Linked DNA regions of Homo sapiens: region 2 is linked to region 1. Evidence: read pairs that join two places in POLR2A ChIA-PET (ENCODE). Cell type or tissue: PC-9. All regions are shown on one strand. Links, peaks and the distances in the headings refer to the core of each region. The heading gives the core; the rest is flanking DNA. Region 1 overlaps AGAP1 (ArfGAP with GTPase domain, ankyrin repeat and PH domain 1). Region 2 overlaps LOC105373938 (a long non-coding RNA gene).

What was found. ChIA-PET counts read pairs that join two places held together with the same protein. Peaks named below come from ENCODE experiments on the same cell type or tissue, not always from the same donor. Only the 100,000 strongest peaks of a DNase experiment are listed, where the experiment ranks them.
Region 2: POLR2A ChIA-PET joins it to region 1 with 6 read pairs; 2 of 35 experiments call an interaction of 5 or more read pairs at or near these places.

The regions. Positions count from the first base shown.
Region 1 is chr2:235,696,655-235,708,853 of GRCh38, forward strand. All of the region lies in intron 1 of AGAP1 (ArfGAP with GTPase domain, ankyrin repeat and PH domain 1), which reads left to right. Among named protein-coding and RNA genes, the nearest start is that of TNRC17, 180 kb to the left of the region's middle. RefSeq lists an enhancer at 12,064-12,199. In PC-9, for the core only: no CTCF peak of the experiment used is centred there; a DNase peak (open chromatin) is centred at 6,547; H3K27ac peaks cover 3,088 bases.
Region 2 is chr2:234,941,940-234,954,138 of GRCh38, forward strand. LOC105373938 (a long non-coding RNA gene) reads left to right here. Exons shown (of 7, transcript XR_007088132.1): 2 at 3,704-3,763; 3 at 6,925-7,184; 4 at 7,647-7,846; 5 at 7,928-7,996; 6 at 8,659-9,412; 7 at 9,500-9,860. SH3BP4 (SH3 domain binding protein 4) reads left to right here and starts at 10,078. Exons shown (of 6, transcript NM_014521.3): 1 at 10,078-10,231. RefSeq lists an enhancer at 10,531-11,180. In PC-9, for the core only: no CTCF peak of the experiment used is centred there; a DNase peak (open chromatin) is centred at 4,692.

The DNA.
Region 1 (12,199 bases), core at 4,053-9,052:
CAATCACAAAATTAGTAGTGGCACCATGCTATCGCTGCCCCTTTCCCATGCATGTGCTGCAGACTTATCTGTGGGGGAAAAATTATCCATGCCACCTCTCAGAATGAGCCCCGTCCCCACCTTATACGAGACCATCCCAGCCAACACAGTGAAACCCCGTCTCTACTAAAAATACAGAAATTAGCTGGGTGTGGTGGCACACGTCTGTAATCCTAGCTACTCGGGAGGCTGAGGCTGGAGAATCTCTTGAACCAGGGAGTCAGAGGTTGCAGTGAACCAAGATGGCACCACTGCACTCCAGCCTGGCGACAGAGCCTGGAGACTCGATCTCAAAAAAAAAAAGAGAAGTATCCTAACTTTTGTTTCATTCGATTTGCCATTAAGTCCGGTTATTTTAGCTGAACCTTCCCCTTAGGTCAGTGCCAGCCCATTAACCTGAGAGAAGCTGGGACAGCCCCAGGCACCAGCCAGCTTTAGGTCTGCGTGGAAAGGGTGTTCTTACTAAGAGCAGATTCTGGGAGGTGAGAGCTGGAAGAACCGGAGGCAGCCCTCCCATTTCACAGATGAAGAGATTAAGGCCCCAAGAGGCTAAGTGACTCGCAGAAAAGCTGCCCAGGCGTTCCATGTAGAGCATGGATTTGAACCAGCATTGCCGCATCGGGATGGGGAGGTGCTGGTTTGCTTGTTAGCTGTGTTGGGTGTACATGTTGTTCGTCTTCATGTGAGGTTGTTAGAAGTAGTTTAGCCACATTAAGTGCCCAGTGCCCCCACTTCCCCCTGCAATCCCCGATGAAGCAATGCTTCTCTGTGAGTGACATGGCAGGGGGGACCAATACCTAGTGGACTGTCTGTGTCTGTCACCCCTGTGCCTGGGAGGGGTGACCCTTGGCTTCACAGACTGTGCTCCCTTCACCTTGCCCCACGGACCCTCCCCCAACCAATTTCTTAGTCTGCTCTTGTGGCGAAAATTCAGCAACAGTAAGGAGTGAGTTAATTCTGATTGCTCTTTCTGTGGTAATCTTCTGGATTTATTTGTGTCTATTATTGAGCCATCCCTTATTATAAACATTAATTTCACCATGAATTAAACAGTATGACTGACTGAGTTTATAATTCTTTCTGGAATGAAAACTGTCAGGCCCAATTATATCCAGCCCAGGACTGACAGAAACTCAGCATATGAATTGTAAATATCTTGTCTCCTGCGTTCTTTATTTTAACCAGGGAAAATGTTCTCGTGTCTATCAACTTGTCTTAACTTCAGCAAATACAGTGGCTCTTGCATACTACCAGCATCTAAGCTGCAGTCGAAATTATCTTTTAATACAGCAGTCTCCAAGCTTTTTTGGCACCAGTGACTGGTTTTGTGGAAGACAGTTTTTCCAGGGACCCAGGGGTCGAGGGAGGGGGGATGGTTTGGGATGAAACTGTTCCAGCTCAGATCATCAGGCATTAGATTCTCATAAAGAGCACACATCCTAGATCCCTCACAGGTGTGGTTCACAGTGGAGCTTGCACTCCTGTGAGACTCTAATGCCGCCGCTGATATGACAGGAGGCGGGGCTCAGGAGGTGGTGTGAGCTTATGGGGAGCAGCTGTAAATACAGATGAAGCTTCGCTTTGCTTGCTCACACGCTGCTCACCTCCAGCTGTGTGGCCCTGTTCCCAGCCAGCCACGGATGAGTACCAGTCCACGTCCCTGCGGTTGGGGACCCCTGTTTTAATATACATCTCCACCCAAACTGCAGTAAGACAAATAGCTGTCTACTCTTACATCTCATGAAAAAAAAATGGCTGTGAATTTAACCTACGGATTTTGTTTTTTCTTGCAGTTTCTGACTTGTACCTTTTCATAAAATATCCCTATTCAACATTTTCACTTTCAAGGACTCAGCAGTTTCATTTTAGGTGTTAAAATGTTTTAAAGCATTCTCGAGATCTGTTCAAAATTCTACGTCTTATATGAAATGTAGGATTCTGGCTTTGGTCTAAGGTGACAATGTTCTACCGCTTCTTAGGGGTGCCAGGAACCCCTGGCGGGAGGCCGTGTCTCCCTAGTGTGACAGCTGGCGTTCTGGTGGTGGCGCTCAGTGTGTTCCTACAGTCATTTTCTCAGGTTCTTGTTATTGTAGCAGCTTGATGGTTGCATAATTATTCATCATACCTATCACAATTTTTAAATTTTTATTGCTCTTCCCACTTTAGATAGAAGCTCAGTTACTCAGAGGCTCAACAATAAATTGAACATGTAGTCAGCATGTGAAAACCCCAGGGTGGGTTTTTAGCAAGCTCCTGAAGGCAGGTGTCTGGAGATTAGAGAGGAGAGGAGCACAGGGGAGCCCCGTGCCCATACCTGTGGCTGGTTGGTGGTGTAGGCAGGAGATGGTGGCCTGGACCACCACGGGCATCAGACATCCCCCCCCCCCACCCCACCTAGGCTCGCACAGGAGGGACGGGGAGGCAGGAGGGAAAGAACTGGTCGGGCAGGACGTCCCTACATGCCCCCTCCCTTCCCCTCCAGCTTTTCTCCTACTTTGGTGGGGTGTTACTGCTGGGGCATGGGAACAGCGGATGAGCTGGGTCAGGGGGATGGGGGTCTAGGGCTTGGGGAGACCTCCTGTAGATACAGGCAGTGTCTTTGGTTGCGTTGTCTTGCTACAGAGAGCCTGATGTATTTGTAAGAAGACTAAGAAGGTTTTGGATGATGGTGATCAGGTGCTTGTTCCCTTTAGCAGGGGAAATTGGGGCTGACTTTATAACATTGGAGCTCACTATATACTAGAAGTTGAATTGTACTTTTTTCCCCTGGAGTTCTGTGACTCCTTTGAATTCTCACGGGTTAAATGGGATCCTGGATACTCCCTCCCTCTTTGTAAAACCCCTGGAGCATTTTGTGGCTGAAATTTACTTCTTAGAGCCATGAAATGCCCTCCAAAAAGTGAAGCACCACATCCAAATTGCATTCCATGCCCAAAGTGGTTAACATCCCTCAGAGATGCAAACTCAGAAGCATTTTTGGTTTTGAGAGCCACAGTGCTTTACCCATAGGATGGGCAGGCCATTCCTTCTGCTGACTGCGTCAGCAGTCCGGGCTCCAGGAGAACCAGCATTCGCAGTGGGGGTGTCTGCACTCTCTACCAAGCTGTCCAGGTTCAGGAATTAAAGATGGAAGTGAGAGCCTGTGAAACAAGGAAGCTATGAGGTGTGGGGCTTTGCCAGAAGTGCCAGGGAGGCTGTAAAATGTGTTTTGGAGGCAACCTCAGGCTGGTTCTTCTGGGGACCTCGGTGTTGGGGGAACGGCCTGTTTCTGTAGCTTGGGATGAACTTCTTCCCTGCATCTGTGAACAAGCTTGTACTCAGCCTGTAGGTTAACAAGCTGGGGCCAGAAGGCTGTACTGCACTGGACCCAAAACCTGCCCTAGGAAGATGCTTGCAACAAAACTTGTTATCACCTTGGTTTATAACAGTGAGATGGAAACGGGATGGAATTGGGGCATGGGTTTCAGGACTATGAAGTTATTATTTATGCATTAAATATTCCGAAGCAGCCTCAGCTAATGGAACACAGTTCTTCTGAAGGAAATGCGGAAGATAATCCCAGCAGTGCAGGAGAGCTGTGCTCCACTCCTCAAGGCTGTAGGTGGGCCTCTGTTTTCACATTTTAAGAAGGAAAGGGCAATTTTCTTCCTTGCCGTTTTGACTTTCAAATCCTCACGCCCTCTGCTTTGATTCTCTCAGACGTGAATCCTTTAAGCAGTGCTTTACACACCCACGACAAGGGCGTTCTTGGGGAACACCGTGATTCTGGAGGGGTATTATGAGGCACTCAGGAATGCTTTTGAAGAAACTGTAATGAAAATGAGGGCCGGGTGTGTTGGCTCACACTTGTAATCCCAGCACTTTGGGAGGCCGAGGCAGGTGGATCATTTGAAGTCAGGAGTTCCAGACCAGCCTGGGGAACATGGCGAAACCCCGTCTCTACTGAAAATACAAAAATTAGCCAGGCATGGTAGCGCGTGCCTGTAGTCCCAGCTACTCAAGAGACTGAGGCGGGAGAATCACTTGAACCCTGGAGGCATAGGTTGCAGTGAGCCAAGATTGTGCCACTGCACTCCAGGCTGGGCGACAAAGCGAGAATCTGTCTCTGTCTCTCTCTCTCTCTCTCTGTGTATATATAGTATATATTATATATGTATATATTGTATACTCTACATAGTATATATTTATAATATATGTATATAATGTATAATATATGCATATATTATGTATTACACATGCTAGCATATTTGTAATATATATATTATGTATTATGTATATATTATATATGTATATATTATATATGCTATAATATAGTTATATGTATATATTATATATGCTATAATATAGTTATATGTATATATTATATATGCTATAATATAGTTATATGTATATATTATATACTCTATAATATAGTTATATGTACATATTATATATTATGTATATATGATATGCTCTATTTAGTGTATATTTTATATATTTATATATATGGGGGGGTGGAAATCACTATCCTCTAAGAAGTTACAAACCTGCAAATCCTCTAGAGCCCATTTGGGCCGGCAAACTTTTGCCTTGGGATTTCCTTAGAGGAGAAGAGAGAGGACCCAGTCAAATGCTGACGTTGTTGTGACAGATTCTAAGTCGCCTCAGGGCTCAGGGGAAAGAGCCTTGGAATTGCAGGCAGTGGCGTGGATGTACCTGCAGGGGTGGGCATGGTGGCATCTTGGTGGCCAGGTGTTCGTCACCCTGCACTGAGAGGGCCTGGTGAATGGCAAGGTCAGGGGATGCTGTCCGGACATGTCAGGATGGGAAACTGTCTTGTCTGTGGATCTTTGAGGCTGCTGAAAAGGATCTTTGAGCCTGAACTTCCAGGGAAGCCTGAAACCAATCTGGTATCCCCAGGGTTTATGTTTTATTTCATTTATTATAGGGATTCAAGGATTTCCAAATAAGAAATTAAATCCTACCATTGAAACTGTGCTGGTGAACTTCTGCTAAGTCCTACATTTGAAAGTCATCAGCGGATTATGTCTGATCCAGTTTGCAGCGGGCTCTTTTCCGGCTGCGTTGAAATGGATTTCTTTATTCTATTTAAGACTCCACTTCCTTCCTCGGCACAGAACTGACAGGCTGTGGCAGCCACAGCCTCCTCCGATGCTCCTCTCCTCTGTGGATGTACCATCTTTCTTCCATTGTTGTTTTGTTTTATATTTGGGGGCTTTACGGCTGCTTTAAACTAAAAATAAATGCTCCTCCCCTTTTCTGTGCTAAAAATAATAGTTAAAATCCTTGTGACGTTTAAGGTTTTCAAAGAAAATTCCCAATTTCTGAGATAATATGTTGTTTTTAAAATGTCACCTGCAATTTCAGGTTCCTTTTTTTAGCCTTGTGTATAATTTCACGAGTTTTGTCTGGAATGCGTATTTGTGGTTCCTGGAGCCAAACAGAATTGGGGGCTGGGCTGGGGGTGAACGTGACACGGGAGACCATCAAGTCATTCTAATATTGGCTGCATGCTGTGCTTCTAGTTGATAATTTGGAGGAGAAAATTAGAGTCCATAGCTCTGCTGGGGAATGAGCCCACCTGCCAGACGATGGCTGTCTTAATGAAGATGAGGTCCTGGCTCCCTTGTCTAATGAAGAATGTGGGGGAGCCTTTAGCAGAAGGCTCTGAAATCCCGAGGAAGGACGCAGTGGAGGCACCGCTGGACAGGAGCTGCCTTCCCTGGTCCTTGCAGCCAGGCTCCTGCAGCCTGGGAAGGTGGGGCTTCCTCATCTCAGGTCCAGAATCCTCTGAAAGTTCTCTTCCTTGACCATAGTCCTTGGGCCCTGTTCCCTTGTTGGTGTTGTTTGCTGAGGTAGAATGCTAAGATAGGCCAACTGGAGTCATTTCCAGGATTACTTCCCATTCTAGAATTTTTGGTATATGTTGGTAGTCATATCACATGGATGACTTTTTTCATACACGTTTATGTGCTGTAGGTTGAACCCCACTGTGAAATTGCCACTATTCAAACATATTTGACCATATTTGTGCCTCCAGCACAGCAGCGAGTACAAGTAGCACATGTGCCTGTCTCCAAGCAGGAACATCTCCTCCTGGCTGTGGTCAGATTGATCTGGCAATTTTTATGTGGTTTGATGGAATATAAATTGACCTGGGATGAAAACTGACTCCAGTAAAGCCTTCTAGTTTGTTTTACTCCATGTGGAGTTAGTGGTCACTGTGAGCCAGTTTTCTTGGTTTTTTTTTTTTGGACAGAGTCTGGCTCTGTCACTCAGGCTGGAGTGCAGTGGCGCAATCTCAGCTCACTGCCACCTCCACCTCCCGGGTTTAAGCAATTCTCCTGCCCCAGCCTCCTGAGTAGCTGGGATTACAGGCGCACACCACCTCACTTGGCTAGTTTTTATATTTTTAGTGGAGACTGGGTGTCACCATGTTGGCCAGGCTGGTCTCAAATTCCTGACCTCAAGTGATCCGCCTGCCTCAGCCTCACAAAGTGCTGGGATTACAGGCGTGAGTCACCACGCCCGGCCCGAGCCACGGTTTTCCATCCCTGGTGTGGTTGCTTCATCAGGACTTGGCAGGCCATGTGTTACTCCAGGCTCACTTGTGCCTCCAGCGCAGCAGTGAGTTCAGGTAGCATGTGTGCCTGTCTCTGAGCGGGAGCATCCTCCCCCGGCTGTGGCACCTGGGCAACGGGACATCAATTCCTGCTCTTTAATCCTACCCCCAAAGGTAATAGGAGAGCTTCCTCTGTGGGTAGTTGGGCCCTTTCCCAGGCATCCTGCCACCTCCTTGGCAGCATCTCCTTGGAACCTTACAGAAGCCTTAGGAAAGAATTGCTCCCCTCTTCTCCCCTCCCCCTCCTTCCCCTCCCCCGCTTCCCTCCCCTCCCCCGCCCATCCTCCAGGCTGGAGTGCAGCCTTCCCTCCCTCGCTCTATCCCCCAGGCTGGAGTGCGGTGGCACAATCTCGGCTTACCACAACCTCCGCCTCCTGGGTCAAGCAATTCTCCTGCCTTAGCCTCCAAGTACCTGGGATTACAGGCACCTGCCACCATGCCCGGCTAATTTTTGTATTTTTAGTAGAGATGGAGTTTTGCCATGTTGACGAGGCTAGTCTGGAACTCCTGACCTCAGGTGATCCACCTGCAGGCTAATCTCAAACTCCTGACCTCAGGTGATCTGCCTGCAGGCTAGTCTTGAACTCCTGATCTCAGGTGATCCACGCCCCTTGGCCTCCAAGTACTGGGATTACAGGGGTGAGCCACCTCGCGCCCGACCAGAAATGCTTCTATTTTATGGTGAGGAAATTGAGAGACCAGAAAGTTAACCGAGGTCACTGTCAAACCCATGGCTCCTGGCTCCCTGACCCCTCACACCCATTTCCCTCTGCGTCCTCTTGATCTCCCATGGACACTGGGATGGGCAGGGCCAGGTGGGAGAAGCAGGGCTCATCTCTGAGGGCTGCGTTATGGGGTAGGAGTTTAGCCTCAGTAACTGCAGCACTTTCTGCCCATGGCAACCTGTGCTGTTTTCACATTTCTCAGAAATTCCCGCTCTTGGAGTTTTACACTTGTAACATCTGCTTAGCAAATTTTGAAAAATTGAAGATGAAGAGTAATAAAGTGTGGACAAAGCTCTGCAGGGAGCTTGTTAGAAATGCTGATTTGAGGCCGGGCGTGGTGGCTCATGCCTATATTCCCAGCACTTGGGAGGCCGAGGCCAGCGGATCACGAGGTCAGGAGATCGAGACCATCCTGGCCAACATGGTGAAACCCCGTCTCTACTAAAAATACAAAAATTACCCAGATGTGGTGGCGGGCGCCTGTAGTCCCAGCTACTCGAGAGGCTGAGGCAGGAGAATCTCTTGAACTCGGGAGGTGGAGGTTGCAGTGAGCCAAGATCGCGCCACTACACTCCAGCCTGGCAACAGAGCGAGACTCCGTCTCAAAAAAGAAATGCCGATTTGAAGGTTCTGATTTCCAGAGTCCCGGCTGATGCTCACCTGTTGCTGGCTTTGCTAAGCGTCCCAGGTTAGTCTAGGGCGAGCAGGCTCTGAGCAACACAGCAGATAATGAGGGAGGGATTTAGAATCTGGCATTGCCAAGGAGGTCAAGGGGGACTTTCCCAAGTGTCCCGCTGTGTCCAGAGGCAGCAGCAGGGAGAACCTGTCCTGAAGGGCTGCAGTGGTCGGCGAGCCCGGCACCTGTCTAGTTCTTGGGAAGGATCATTACTATCACCAACGTCGATTGTAAAATACAAGATGCTTTTTTCTTTTTTTTTTTTTTTTTTTTTTTTTTTGCGACAGAGTCTCACTCTGTTGCCCAGGCTGGAGTGCAATGGTGGGATCTCGGCTCGCTGCAACCTCTACCTCCCGGGTTCAAGCACTTCTCCTGCCTCAGCCTCCCGAGCAGCTGGGATTACAATCATGTGCCACCACGCCTGGCTAATTTTTGTATTTTTAGTAGAGACGAGGTTTCGCCATGTTGGCCAGGCTGGTCTTGAACTCCTGACCTCAGGTGATCTGCGCGCCTCGGCCTCCTAAAGTGTTGGGATTACAGGCGTGAGCCACCACGCCTGGCCCAGACACTTCTGAGAACGAGCTACATCCTCTGTGCCACTGGATTCTGGCTGGTCCAGGAACACAGGTGTGCACACATCCGGATGTGCATCCACACACTCATGCGCATATGCCCAGCTGTGTTTCCCTGAAGCATATTTATCCTTCCAGTGTTCCTGCACCTTGGAAGGAAGCAGGACAGCTGGCCTGGACCCTGCCCCACCCTTCCTCGACCCCACCTACTGAGTGATGAACAATTCCACGCCAGCACAGTGTCCAGCCCACAGATAGGTCCCTGTAGTGGAGTAGGAGGAAGGACTATTTTGGTATGCATGGCTTTCGCGAATGTTTTGTTAATTTTCGTTTAGCTTTGTATGAGGCAGCATTCCATTTTGACTGGGCGGTAACAGAGTTGATGAAAGTTTTTAAAATAAATACTTTTTAATGGGAGATGAAGAGTTTTGGCCAATTGAGTCAAGCATTTATTTTATTACTCTTATTGCCACAAACACAAATATGTTCCATTCAAGTGAGGATGTATTTGCAAGTAAAAAGATGCTTCACATTGTTCCAATGTTTATATAATCATGCATCTTTGTTTAATGGAGCACTGCTTAATTTATAATGAATATTTTATATTGTTAGAAAGTTAATCTTATGGTGGTATGTGTTGAAAAATCAGCAGTGCATTGATGAATAGAGCTCATTTTAATTCACAGTTTACCCTCTTTGTTTTACTATTAAAGTTCATTTTTAAAACTTCACGATTTAATTTCTTATGTGCCAAATGGAATAAACCTTAAAAGGTGCCAGAAGGTAACAATGAAAGGAAAATCATCTCATCACCCTTGACTTCAGCCATCTAGTTCCTAACCCTAAATCAGCACCTGTTAAGTTGGAAATTTTACCAGAAATAGTCTCAGCCTTGACAAGCATATGCATATTTATTTTGTTTTGTTTTGTTTGTTTGTTTGTTTTTTAAATAACGAGATGGAGTCTCGCTCTGTCGCCCAGGCTGGAGTGCAGTGGCACAGTCTCGGCTCACTGCAACCTCCGCCTCCTGGGTTGATGCCATTCTCCTGCCTCAGGCTCCCGAGTAACTGGGACTACAGGCGCCCGCCACCACGCCCGGCTAATTTTTTTTTGTATTTTTCAGTAGAGTTGGGGTTTCACCATGTTAGCCAGGATGATCTTGATCTCCTGACCTCGTGATCCGCCCGCCTCGGCCTCCCAAATTACAGGCCTGAGCCACCGCGCCCGGCCAAGCGTATACATATTTTGCACCCCTCACCCCCGATACACTTTTTAGAAATGCATTTGTGAGGATCCTATCCATCTCTGTATCGCACCTGGCTGTCATCACTTGATAGTAGCCTGGGGACTTGGGGAATCCCCACTGCAGTATGTTGAGCTTCAGTTACTGGTTTTACTATTCCATGATGTGGCTATATCCACAGTTACTTAACCAGGGTGTGGTTTGTTACAGTGCAGCAACAGAGTGACGTTCTGAGAAGCCAGACACTATTGGGGCCTGCATTTTGGAGTCATCATCATTGACCTTTCAGTTTTCCCTGGACCATTAGGGTCACTTTGCAGATCCTCTAAGGCCACATTCCCATTTTTCTGCAAGAGTAGTCGATAACAGAAAGAAGTGTTTTCCAAATTAATTGGTAATGCTGTTCACTGATGGTATTAAGACACAATTAGTTACCCCTGACTGAGCGCTTGCTGGGTGTCAGGCCCACGCTAGTGCGTTCCTCGCATCATCTGTCCACGGGTAATGTTTGTCTGCAGCATGTTGGGGTGGTGTTTGGGTGCACAATTATGCAAAATTTTGCGCCCCCGATATTTAGCTCCCAATGTGTCCGTGTCAGTGGGAGGAGAGTAGAGGGGCAGTGACTGGAAGTCTTTGCGGGCAGTGCAGGGAGAAGTCCGCCTCCCAGGCATCTTCTTCCTCAGGGCTCTTGGGCTTTCCTCCTGAGCTCCTGCAGATGGGCCTCTGCCGGTCTGCTCTGCCAGCTGGACAGGCATGTTGTGCCCCGAAAGTCTCTGCCCTCTAGAGATCACTCAGATCTCCTCCTGATCTACCCAGCTGTCCTTTCCTGGAGCAGGGAGTGTTCCTCTGACGGGATGTCTCACTCGGCATCGGGAGACCCTTGACGCTGTCATTGCAGGGCCCGTGGCATCTGGTTTGCTGCACAGTTGCCCTCCCCATGACCCCCCCCCCCCCCGCCCAGAACACACTGGGCAGATGTGCCCCCCACTCTGTGACCTGGTGGGTTGTGCTCCCCCGGCGTGTGACCTGGTGGGACGTGCTCCCCAGCGTGTGACATGGTGGGTTGTGCTCCCCCGGCGTGTGACTTGGTGGGACGTGCTCCCCAGCATGTGACATGATGGGTTGTGCTCCCCCGGCGTGTGACTTGGTGGGACGTGCTCCCCAGCCTGTGACATGGTGGGTTGTGCTCCCCCAGGGTGTGAGATGGTAGGACGTGCTCCCCAGTGTGTGACATGGTGGGATGTGCTCCCTCCCCAGCGTGTGACCTGGTGGGACATGCTCCTCATTTGTGTGACCTGATGGGTTATGCTCCCCCAGTGTGTGACATGGTAGGACATGCTCCCCAGCATGTGACCTGGTGAGATGCACTCCCCAGCCTGTGACCTGGTGGGTTGTGCTTCCCAATCATGTGACCTGGTGGGACGTGCTCCCCATCGTGTGACCTGGTGGGTTGTGCTCCCCAGGGTGTGCCTGGCCTCCTTCAGATGCTGGTTTTGCCCTCCTGTGTCACACCCATGGTGTGGTTAGCCCCTTGGCTTCCAGCCCTGCATCCATGCGGTCCTCATATCACACAGTTCTGTGAAGGTGATGGTGTTTCTTAACTTTTAGGCATCTTATGAATCAGGTCACTTCTTAGACATAATGTAGAGTGAGTAAGTTTCAGCATTGGAGGACAATATATTGGAAGTAAATCCCATGTGGAAAGAGCTATTTTTCTATCAGTGGGATGCACCTCCTCCCTCTGGTCCAGCCCACTCGTCATGTGTTGCCCGAGCTGCCATGTGATCACCAGGACAAATGATGACTACTATCATGGGGTCTCATTTATGATAAGAAATGGCATGTGGTGGGTGTGGAAAACTGGGTTGCAGGTAAAGCCATGGTCGTTTGGGTCATCTGTATCGGGTGGGTGCACTGTGCACAGGCAGTCAGGGGAGGCGGGGGAGAGTGCACCTGCAGAGGGCTGGGCTCTGTAGACCACCCCATGGAGCTTAGGAGTCCTCCATCTTTCTGACATAGTCTAAACCATCCTGGCTGGGTCTTCAGTGTTTAATATCTTTGTGAGGGTCAAAACTCTAGCACCAGATCTTTCTTCTGAGCTGTAACCTGTTACTTACAAACACTGAAGTGTTAACTTACACTGTGAGCATTCAAATCTTCAAATTCAATCATACTTTTTGCTGTGTGTGTGGGATTTCAGAAAAATGACTATTGTAGTAGACAAGCAAAAGACCAAATGTGGACCGACAGGCTATAACAGAATCACTCCTCGGAAAGCTAGGTGTGTCCTCAAATATCTCCACACTTGCCAACAGGCACAGT
Region 2 (12,199 bases), core at 2,777-7,776, 760 kb before region 1:
AATTTACTCTATTAGCAATTTTGAAACATACAATACACTATTATTTACTATATTTACCATGCTATGCAACAGATTTCAAAGAAAAAAACTACTATTCCTCCTGTCTAACTGAGGCTTTGTACCCTTTGACTGTCATCTCCTCATGCTCCCAACCCCCAGCCTCTGTTACCGCCATTCTACTCTTCATTTCAATGAGTTTGACTGTTTTAGATTTCCCATATAAGTAAGAACATGTGGTATTTGTCTTTCTGTGCCTGGGCATAATGTTTTTCTCTTCCATCTACGTTACTGAAAATTACAAAATTTCTTTCTTTTTAAAGGCTGAATAGTATTCTACCGTGTATATATACAACATTATCTTTCTCCATTCATCTGTTGATGGACACTTAGGTTGATTTCATATTTTGGCTATTGTGGATAGTGCTGCAATGAACATGGAAGTGCAAATTTCTCTTCAACATACTTATTTCAAATCTTTTGGGTAAATACCCAGAAGTGGGATTGCTGGATCATACGGTAATTCTACTTTTAGTTTTTAGAGGAACTTCCATACTCTCTTCCATAATGGCTGTACTAATTGACATTCCCACCAACAGCCTACAAGGGTTCCCCTTTCTCCACACCCTCACCAACACTGCTACATTTTGTCATTTTGATAATAGCCATTCTGACAGGTGTGAGTTGATGTCTCATTGTGGTTTTAATTTGCACTTTCCTAATGATTAATGATGTTGAACATTTTTTCATATATCTGTGGGCCATTTATATGTCTTCTTTTGGGAAATATCTATTCAGGTCTCTTGCTATTTTAAAATCAGATTTTTTTTTTTCTCCTAATAGAGTTGTTTGAGTACCTTATATATTTTGGATATTAACCCCTTATTAGATATATGGCTTGCAAATATTTCCTCCCAATCTGTGGGATGCCTTTTCATTGTTAATTGTTTCCTTTATCGTACAGAAGCTTTTTTAGTTTGATGTAATCCCCTTCGTTTATTTGTGCTTTTCTTACCTGTACTTTTGGAATCAAATCTAAAAACATCATTATGTAGACTAATGTAATTTTTCCCCAATATTCTCCTTCAGTAGTTTTATAGTCTCAAGTCTTGAGACATGGCTATTTTTTTTAATATTTTATGTTTAAATATTTAATCCATTTTGAGTTGATTTTTGTATATGGGGTGAGATAAGGATCCAATTTTATTCTTCTGCATATGAATGTCCAATTTTCCCAGTACCATTTAGTGAACAGACTGTCCTTTTCCCATTGTCTATTCTTAGCACCTTTGTCAAAAACCTATTGACTGTACAGATGTGCATTCATTTTTGGGCTCTCTATTCTGTTCCATTGGTTAATGTGTCTATTTTTATGTCTGTGTCATGCTGTTTTAATTACTATCACTTTGTAGTATAGTTTGAATTCAAGTAGTGTCATGCCTCCAGCTTTGCTCTTTTTGTGTGTGATTTCCTTGGCTATTTGGATTTCTTTTGTGGTTTTGTATGAATTTTAGGATCATTGTTTCTATTTTATGTAAAATTACATTGGAGATTTTATAGAGATTTCATTAATTCTGTAGATTGTTTTGGGTAGCACAGATACTTTAACAATATTACTTCTTCCAATCTGTGAACATAGGATATCTTTCTGTTTATGTGTGTTTTCTTCAATTTCTTTCATCAACATTTTATGGTTTTCAGTATACAGGTTTTCACCTACTTGGCTACATTTATTCTTAAGTTGTTTTTGTTTTTGAAGCCATTGTAAATGAGATTGCTCTTTTAATTTGTTTTTTGGAAAGTCTGCAGTGTCAACAAATCAATGGAAACTACTGATTTTTATGTGTTGCTTTTGTAATCCTCAACTTTACGTATTAATTTCTAAGTCCTAACAGTTTTTTGGTGAAATCTTTAAGGTTTCCTCTGTATGGGATAACAGACAGCAACAATTTCACTTCTTCCTTTCCCATTTGGATGCTTTTTATTTCTTTCTCTTGCCTAATTGCAAGGACTTCCAACATGATGTTAAATAGAAGTGGTGAGAGTAGGTTTCCTTGTCTTGTTCTGAATTTTAGAGGAAAGGGTTTCAGTTTTTCACCATTGAGTACAAGGCTAACTGTGTGCTTACCATATATATATGTTCTTTATTGTGTTGAGGTACATTCCTTCTATACCTAATTTGTTGAGAGTTTTTATCATGAAAGGATGTCAAGTTTTGTCAAATGCTTTTTCTGTGTCTGATGAGATGATCACAGGGTTTTTGTCCCTCATTCTGTTAATGTGGTGTATTGCATTTGTAGATTTACATTTGTTGAACCATCCTCCTATCCTGTGATAAATCCCACTTAATCATGGTGAATGATCCTTTTAATGTGTTGCTGAATTCAGCTTGCTAGTATTTTTTTGAGGATTTTTGTATCTATGTTCAACAGGGATCCTGGCCTGTAGTTTTACTTACCTATTTATGTATTGATTTATTTTTTGTAGTGTCTTTTTCTGGTTTTGGTGTCAGAGTAATGCTGGCCTCATAAAAAGAGTTTGAAGTATTTCCTCCTCTTTAATTTTTGGAAGAGTTTGTGAAAGATTGGTATTAGTTATTCTTTAAATGTTTGGTAAAATTCAGCAGTGAAACCATGAGGTTTCTTAGGATCCTTTATATTTCTGTAGTATCACGTTGTATTATTTCCTCTTGTATTTCTGACTTTATTTATTTGTCCTCTCGTTTTTTCTTAGTTTAGCTAAAGGTCTGTCAGTTTTGTTTATCTTTTCTTTTTCTTTCTTTATTTTTTTTTTTATTTTTTGAGACAGAGTCGTGCTCTGTCACCCAAGCTGGAGAGCAGTGATGAGATCTTGGCTCACTGCAACCTCCACCTCCTAGGTTCAAGCAATTCTCATGCCTCAGCCTCCCGAGTATCTGGGACTACAGGTACACGCCACCACACCTGGCTAATTTTTGTATTTTCAGTAGAGACAGGGTTTTACTATGTTGGCCAGGCTGGTCTCGAACTCCTGGCCTCAAGTGATTCACCTCCCCTTGGCCTCCTTAAGTGCTAAGATTATAGGCATAAGCCACCATACCTGGCCATTTATCTTTTCAAAAAACCAACTCTTGGTTTTATTAATCTTTTGTATTTTTTTTTTAGTCTCTTTCATTTATTTCTCCTCTGATCTTTATTATTTTTTTCCTTCTACTAACAATGGGCTTAGTTTATTCTTCTTTCTGTATTTCCTTGAGGCATGATGTTAAGTTGTTTGAGATCTTTCTCCTTTTTTGATGTAAATGGAAAACACCAATTTAAATCCCTATTTAAATCCAATTGATATCCATGTTGACATGACTAGTAGTTACTGATTTTTTTTTATTTATTTATTTATTTATTTATTTATTTTTGACAGGGTCTTGCTCTGTTGCCCAGCCTGGAGTGTAGTGGTGCCGTCTCGGCTCACTGCAACCTCCGCCTCCAGGATTCAAGCAATTCTCCTGCCTCAGTCTCCCGAGTAGCTGGGATTACAGGCGCTCGCCACCACACCCATCTAATTTTTGCATTTTTTAGTAGAGACAGGGTTTCGCCATGTTGGCTAGGTCTGTCTCAAGCTCCTGACCTCATGTGATCCGCCCGCCTCGGCCTCCCAGAATGCTGGGATTACAGGCATGAGCCACCGCGCCCATCCCTGATTTTTTTTTTTTTTTTTTTTTTTTTTTAAGAAATAAAGCAACTTCTCCCAGGCCATGTGGAAAAGCCATGTGTGAACCAGAGGAACAAGTGTGAGTAAATCTCAGCCCTCTGGGCAGAATGTTCTGCTGTTCGTGCTATTTCTTAATCACAAGACTGGCTGTGGATTGCAAACCTGTCACCTCTTTTTTACATTCCCAAACTCACCAAAATGCCTTTGTTAAATTTTCATAGTTTGACATTGAAATATTAACGTGCAGACAACTGGCCTTGTACAGTTTTGATTCTATGCTTTGCAGGACTTTCTGGGATTTGAGGTAACCTGCATGTCTGGCCTGGTGTTCCTTGGCCTCGCAGAAATATCCCACTCTCCTTGCCAGACACAGAAAGCCCTTTGCTCCTTCCCTGGAACTTCCTCAAACCTCCAAACTTTGCACTTGCAGATTCTGCCTGGGATGTCTGTCCCCTAGTTCTGTTTCTCTTTTTTTTTTTCTGAGACGGAGTCTCGCTCTGTCGCCCAGGCTGGAGTACAGTGGTGCGATCTTGGTTCACTGCAACCTCTGCCTCCCCAGTTCAAGCAATTCTCCTGCCTCAGCCTCCCAAGTAGCTGGGATTACAGGCACACGCCACCACAGCCAGCTAATTTTTGTATTTTTAGTAGAGACAGGGCTTCACCATGTTGGCCAGGCTGGTCCCAAACTCCTGACCTCAAGTGATCTGCCCGCTCGGCCTCCCAAAGTGCTGGGATTACAGGCGTGAGCCACGGCGCCCGGCCCCCCAGCTCTGTTTCTAAGCCTACTAACAAATCGTATTCACCCTTCATCATCCATCCCTGAGGATACCCATGCCCACCTACATCCAGGATGGGTCCAGGTGGCCTTCCTCTGTGTACCCTGACACTTATCCAACTATCGTTCTATAGACTAACTATATAGAATGATAGCAACTGTGTACTCCTTAAGTAGAAGAATCTAGAACATACCTATCTTCCTATCCTCAGCTCCTAGCACACTGCCTGACACACAGTAAGCATTCCACACATATTTGTTGAATGGATAAGTGAGTAAATGAGCAAGGTAATGAATATTTGTTTAGAAGTATTTCTGGAAGTTTCCTTAAAGCCACAGAACTCTTTTCAGCAGATCATTTTGTCTCTGCATCCCTTCTGGATTCTGTATGCTCCTGGGATGCCTGGGTTATGTCCCACTGCATATGAATTTTTTTTTTCTTGAGACAGATTCTTGCTCTGTCGCCCAGGTTGGAGTGCAGTGGTTCGATCTCGGGTCACTGCAACCTCCGCCTCCTAGGTTCAAGCGATTCTTCTGCCTCAGCCTCCTGAGTAGCTATAACTACAGGCATGTGATACCACACCTGCTATTTTTTTTTTTTTTTTTTTAAGTAGAGATGAGGTTTCACTATGTTGGCCAGACTGGTCTCAAACTCCTGACCTCAGATGATCCACCCACATTGGCCTCCCAAAGTGCTGGGATTACAGGCGTGAGCCGCAGTGCCCAGGCCCAGTGCATATACATTTATTAAGGACAGTCAGCCATGTGGTGGGGCTCCCTGTCACAGCTTTTTAGAACTGGAAGGATAGAGGCTTCTCAGAATGGCAAACAGATCACCCAACATTTTCTGGCAAAACCGAAGTCTTGCTCTCTCTTATAGCTAGTGTCTCACTGAATTCTTGGCAAAGTAACGTTCTCCAAGCTGCTGGGGAAGTTACAGAGGATGGGCAGCATCTAGATGCCCCATGAGCCCCCATTTCCCAACACGGTCCCCTTGGAATCTCTCTCTTTCCCTCTTTCCATTCACTTCATTCTTTTCTCTCCAGCCTCACTGGTGTCATTTCAGTTCCCTGAGGGTGTGAAGCGCTTTCAAGCCTCAGGGTCTTTGCACATGCTGTTCCCTCTGCCCAGCACGCCCCTCTCCACTCCTTTCCCTTCGGGTCCAATGTCACCTCCCCTAGGGCCTTCTCCAGCCCTCCCACATAAAGCAGGTCTCACCTCATCCTAGTTCACAGCCCACTGTGCTTTCTTTTAGGATGCTTATCACCACCTGTAGGCTTTGTGGTTCCCCTTCTGCCTGGGTCCACTCTGGAATCTCAGCTGCCTCTGTCTCACCAGGGCTCTCACTCCCTGGGGCCACGCTCGGGGCTGGCATGCAGCAGATGTCCAATAAGTATTTCTTGAACAAATGAATGTCATTCTGTAGGCTTGTGAATCATGTAAGCAGCATTTTCTCCCTCAACTTAAATCCACTGTATTAGGCTGTTCTTGTGTTGCTATAAAGGAATACCTGAGACTGGGTAATTTATACAGAAAAGAGATATATTTGGCTCACAGTTCTGTGGGCTGTACAAGCATGGCTCTGGCATCTGCTCAGTTTCTGATGAGGCCTCAGGGAGCTTTTACTTATGGTGGAAAGCGAAGTGGGAGCAAGAGAAAGAGGGGGAGGTGCCACATACTTTCAAAGGCCAGATCTCCCCAGTACTCAGTCACTATTGGGGGGACAGCACCAAGCCATGAGGGGTCTGTCACCATGACCCAGACACCTCCCACCAGGTCCCACCTCCAACATTGGGAGTCATATTTCAACATGAGATTTTGAAGGAACAAATATCCAAATTTTATCACCAACAGAGGGTATGTATCTAGGCTTGCATTTTGATAACAGGTCCTCTCTCTGCATTCTGAGTCAGAGGCAACTAATTTAAAAATCCATTCACCCACATTGACGATTAAATTTCTACTCTTACAGATTCCATTTGAAAAATATCCTATGCCTTGTGCTCTTCTTTGCCCTTTAGCTGTGTTTTGTACATTTGTATTCTATTTTCCCTGTGACATGGGCATTTTGATCATTAATGATTTCACTTCACCAGAAGAACATTATTCTTTTTATTTCATTGCTGAGAATGTTTTTGTCCATAGAGAGATATTTTCATTATGGGCCACATGCAATTTCTGAGTAGTTATTTCCTAATATGAAGTGTATTTTATAGGTGGTCAGAATGTTATAACATATTAGAGAGCTTATGTAGAGTTTGGGATAGTGTATATTACTTGGGAGTTATTCTTGCCCGGGCTGCTTTTTCTGGGAGTGTTGTATCTATTCTGAGAAGTCCTTGGAATGAATTGGTGGTGCTTGGTGTGATTGAACTGTTGCTGGTGTTAGTAACAGATGCAGCACATTGACTGTCAAACCTACCCCAATCTTTCCCTGCTCATCTGTGTGCATCTTACTTTCCTAGACAACAGAGCCGCTGAGTACACCCCAACACAGAGGAGCCAGCGCTCACCGAGAGATTTGCCAAGTGGAGTCCTTTTGAGACATCCAAATTTCACTGTCTTCAACTTATTAATGTGAAACAAAGAATAACGTATATGTGTGTGTAAACACGAATAGTAACAGCTTATATTTGTAAACAATGTGCCGTGCGCCCAGCACTACATTAAGCAGTCTCCATGCAGCACCTCCATTAATCCTGGGGAGCACTGTACCCACTTCAAGGTGAGAACACTGGTACTGAGTGGCCCTGCTTTATGTCACCCAGCAGGTGAGTGGTGGGTCTGGCATTCAAAGCTGGGCAGCCTGATTTTAGAACCTACCACACTGTCTTTATACATAGATGCATGTCCACGTATATATACCCACACACATCACGCACATATGTATCATCTACACATGCACGCACCCAACGCGTGCAAACGCTTGGGGAAAACCTCTGGTAGAGTATAATTCACTGTGAACTATGGAATCTGGGAAAGGGTAGGAACTTAGGATCGATGCTTACTTTTTACTCTACACATTTCTCTAATCATTTTAATCCTTTGAAACAAATGTGTTATCTCTGTACTAAAAAAAAATAAAAACCCAAGTTATTGATTTTGCTGTATGTGTTCCCACTGGAAAGGCTTATTGAATAATTGAATGTTATGAATGAATAGCTCATTTTTTTTTCTTTTGATCCAGAGGCCTTTAGAAGAGCAAGTAACAAAAACTGGTGGAAAAAAAGCACACATTCAACAGGAAGCAACATCTAGAGACCTTTCTGCCTTCCAGGATACAAAAAGAAAACAGTTCATAAACAACTTACATCTAAACCAGTAATGTTGTCTCCCTGGCTCATAGGAGCTGAAGAAGAATTCCAGTTACTGTAGTAAGAATATAAGGTAATGTGTTCTTGTTTTTTTTTTCTTTTTTTTTTTAACCACTTTGTTTAAACATTCTGACCTCTGTTAATTCCTCTCTAGGATGTGGACTGGTTTGAGGATGCTTGAGGCATGACTATAGCAAGTACTGCGCATACATATGTGGACATCGTAAGACACACTCTCTGCTTCCCCAGGCGAAATCTGTAATGCTTTGTTTATTCATGTTCTATTCTGCGTTTCCATGGCACTTTGTTCTTTGTGGTTTTTAGGGTATCTTTCTCCCTCTCTGCTCAGTGAACTGAGCTGCCTGGACAGGCCTTGAGTTTTCTTATTCGATTGTTTTTTGTGTGTGTATGTTTTGCCTTAGCTCCCTCACTAGTATAGTCAAGGAGCTTTTCATGCTTTGAGCCATTTGTGGCATTTCAGGAATTACCTTCATAGCTTTTGTCCATTTTCTACTGGCTTGTCTTTTTCAATGTTTTTATAGGCATTTTTTAAAAAACACAGTGTGGATGTCATTTGGGATAGCAGTACTAATAGTAGCTAAAACTTACTGAAAGCTACTGTGTGCCAGGCAGTCTGCTGAGCACTTTACATGCTGCCTTTCATTTTTACACTCATTTAGGAAACTGAGTCACAGAGAGGCGAGATAACTTGCCAGAGATTCAAGCACACTCCAGACACATCCCTACACCAATCAGACCTCCTAGCCACCCAGAAACTCTCCTCTGCTCGGAGGCTTCTCTGCTTCCTCCACCTGCCCCTTCGCCTCACTGCCTCCTTTCAAAATCTGCGGCATGTATTTTAGGGATACTCGTATCCATTTTCAGGAATTCCATGATCTACACACAGATGACACCAAAATCGGAACAGCAATGTCCACCCTTCTCCCGAGCCCTAGGTCGGTGCCTCTGTCCACCTGTGTCTCCTGAAACTTCAACACAGACTTCAAATGGAGTGGCAGAAAACCAGATTCCTTAGGGAAAGGAAGGTCTCCCAGACGGCAGGAGCGGCAGGCCTTAGGGGCAGCCGCAGGGGCTCGGGAGTCTGAACATACCCGGTTTGAATTCAGACTCTGGCACGCCCCATGCGATCATAACATAGTGCTGCACGTCTCAAGCCACCTATAAAAACGGGGACAATAACAATATCTGCCTCGGGGTTAATGGTGAGGACTGACTGTGTGTGTCTCGCTCAGGACCAGGAGCAACAAATGTTGGCTTCTTCCCCGGCAAAGACCCGCGCTTTCTCCTGGGCTCCGGGTTCCCGGGGTGGGGGTGGGCGCAGTCCCGAGGGCCCCAGGCAGTGGCGCAGTGGTTAGACCCCAGCCTCTGGAGTCGGCCTCGGTTCAGATTCTGGTTCTACCCTTCTCCTCTGTGGCGAACCAACCCTCCGAGCTCTAGTTTACTCGTGTGAAATGGACTAGCCAAAATTGGGATTTTTTTTTTTTTTTAGGATTAGATGTGTCGGTCCATAGACGTTGCTGGCCACATAGTTAAGTGGTGCGTTCACTCACTGGGCATTGATGGAGCGCCTACTACGTGCCAGGCCTGTTTTACGCGCCGGGGGCCCAGAGGCGCCCAGGTCAGACAAAGTGTAAACGATTCCGACCAGAGCCCTTCAATCTGCATTCCGCTTCGCAGGAAACTCTCCTCCTTTTATGATTTTCAGCCGGACTGCCTTCCCTGTTGTTAGTTTGTAACTTTCGCTCCGGCCCCCGCAGCCTCGCGCCTGCCTTCCCTCCACTGTCCTCAGCCAAGGTGTAGTAAAGCGTCTCCGAACGCGGCGCGACCCTCGCCCACGCCCGCTCGCGGGGGGACCGCACCGCCCCAGGGGTCCTCGCTAGGGGTTCCCGGAGAAGGGGTGGGAGATGGGGGTGCGGGGGGGCACAGGAGCGCGGGCCAGCACCCAGACCTGCTCGGTACCGGGGACCCAGACCCGAGGATGCCGGGCGGCCAAGGCCCCGCTACCCTGGCCGGCTCCGGGCGGAGGAAGAAGAGGAGGCGCCCAGACTGGATACCCGCCTGGACCCGGAGCCGCGGCACCACCCCCAGCCCGCCCCACGCTCGCCAGCCTCAGACGGCCGCGCCCCGCCCCGCCCCTCTCCCGAAGCCCCGCCCCGGCGCGGGACCACCCCCTCCGCGGCCTCAGCTCCGGTCCTGGCCCCGCCCCCCGCGCCCCCGCCCCCGCCCCCGCCCCCGCCCCCGCCCAGGCGCGGGACCACCCTCCGCCCGCCGAGGCGGGGGCCCAGCGCGCCCGGCACTCTCGGCGGTCCGGGCCCCTCGCCACTACCGCCGCCGCCGCCGCCGTGAGTCCCGCGGAGCCGCGCGCGCCCCCGGCTGGGCCGAGCCGCTGGCCGACGAGCGGAGCCTCAGGAGCCGGCGGGGACGCCATGCGAGCCAGGTAGGCAGGCGGCGGCGGGGAGCGCCTCGGGCGGCAGGGCCCTGGGGGCCGGCGGGGGCGCGGGGTCGTGCTCGGGGGCTTTGCACTCCCTTGCGGGCGCAGATCGTGCCGCGGGCGCCGATCGTGCCACCGCCGCCTGAGTTCGGGGCTGCGCGGGTGCCTGGGCGTGGGGCGGCTTCGGGGAAGCCTCGCGCGCCCCTCGCCGCTCCCCCGGGCGCTCGGGTCTCCCTGGTGCTGGTGGGCAGGGACCCGGCCCGGGGTTCCGGGCGCCGAGCCGCAGCCCTCCGCGTGCGCTCGGGCCGCCCCCCAACCCCGGCTCTGGCCACTTCCCGGCGGGCGGCCCTGCGGGGTGGCCTCCCTGGGCAACCGGACGCGTCCTCGGGCGCAAATCGGGGGGCGCGCTCGGCTCACGGGGGCCGTGGGGGCCACGGGAGGGCGTGGAGGGGTCGGGGCGCCCCCCTCGAGCGGCGCTGGGGAGGAGGGAAGGACGCGCGGTCTCCGGTTAAACTTGTTGGTGACAATGCATATTTCAACTTCTTCGGAGATCCCTCCTGTGAGGATGAAATTGAAAACTCCGGTTTCTGGCTTGGCGATCGGGTGACCGAGCAGCCGCGAGGTGACAGCGCCGGCGGCCCGCGGGCGGGGACCGGCTGGGATAGAGGCGCGTTGTTCTCTGAGCGATGTTTACCGAGAAGCCCGCTCCGCGGCACGGGCGGGTGTCAGTTGGGACCCCAACCCTGGGTCCCGCGGCTCCTAGCCCGGGGCCTGCGGTGTAGACGGGGGTTGGGGACAGGCCCAGCTGGCCCTGACCGGGTGTCGGGCGCCCAGAGATGCCGCGCGGGAGGAGCCGCGGGAGAGCCGCCGGACTCAGCGAGCAGAGGGTCGTGGAGCCTGATGGATCGATGAGATCTGAAAAAGAACACTGTGCGAGATTGTATTCCTGCTTATTCTTTCCAAGTTAGTAGGCAGATTGGAACTATAGAATTTATCCGTGATAATAATAAAGTTCGCATAACTTTTGTTCTGATTACAGAAACAATGTATGCTCAGGACAGAAAGCTAGAGATAAAGAGAAATATAAACAGCAAACAGGAAACCATCCCCAATCCCACATTTTTTACCAGCCTTGTCACAGCCTGGCAGATTTGAACATTAAGTTAGAACTGGAGCCATTCTTGCCTAAACCAGAGAATCCCTGAATGCAGCCGCCCCTTCTCACCCTTGTGACCGTCTCTGAGCTCCAAAGTTTGGGTTTTTTCCTTGCTCCCTACCCGGGCAGAATCTCTGCTGGCCACGAGTCCCCTTCCCAGTGGGCTGGGGGCTTTCCTTGAGATCCGTGGCCCAGATGAAATGATGGGAGAGGCCTGGATCCTCACCGCCCTCTGTGGTTTTGGTTCCTTGCCTTGTAAAAATGAAGGTAATGATTCTCAATCTGCTTCTCAAGCCACCATAAAAATTAATGGGTGGTTTGCAGAGCGTTTTGACATCCGTGGATGGACAGCGGCTGTACTTTAAGGCGCTGGGGAACATTCTACTGTTCCTCATTGCAGTGGTCATGCAGTGTAATAGGCTGCCTCTCACCTGGCCGTCCTGCCCAGGAAACAGACTCCAGGAATGTCCAGTGGAGCCCTGAGGACAATATTCCTGGTTCCTTGCTCAGTGCCCTCGGGACTCGGCCAAATCCCTCAGAGTGGGAAGCTTGGGAAGAGGCAGCGCTCTCCAATCCCCCTCCTCCACCTCTGCTTTCTGCTTGTAGGCGGATTTCTTAAAGTAAGGGGGCAGTGATATTTAGGCGGGACCCCAGATTGCCCACTGCCTGATGTTTGTGGGTCTGTGGAATGCCCGGGCCGTGCTTATCCAAAAGAACAGTTAGTTCTGGGAGGACGCATAAACTGAACAAACCTGGCTTCCTAGAGATTTGTATGGCTCACTTGTTTACTAAATGAACAATGACCGGCTGCGGAGAAG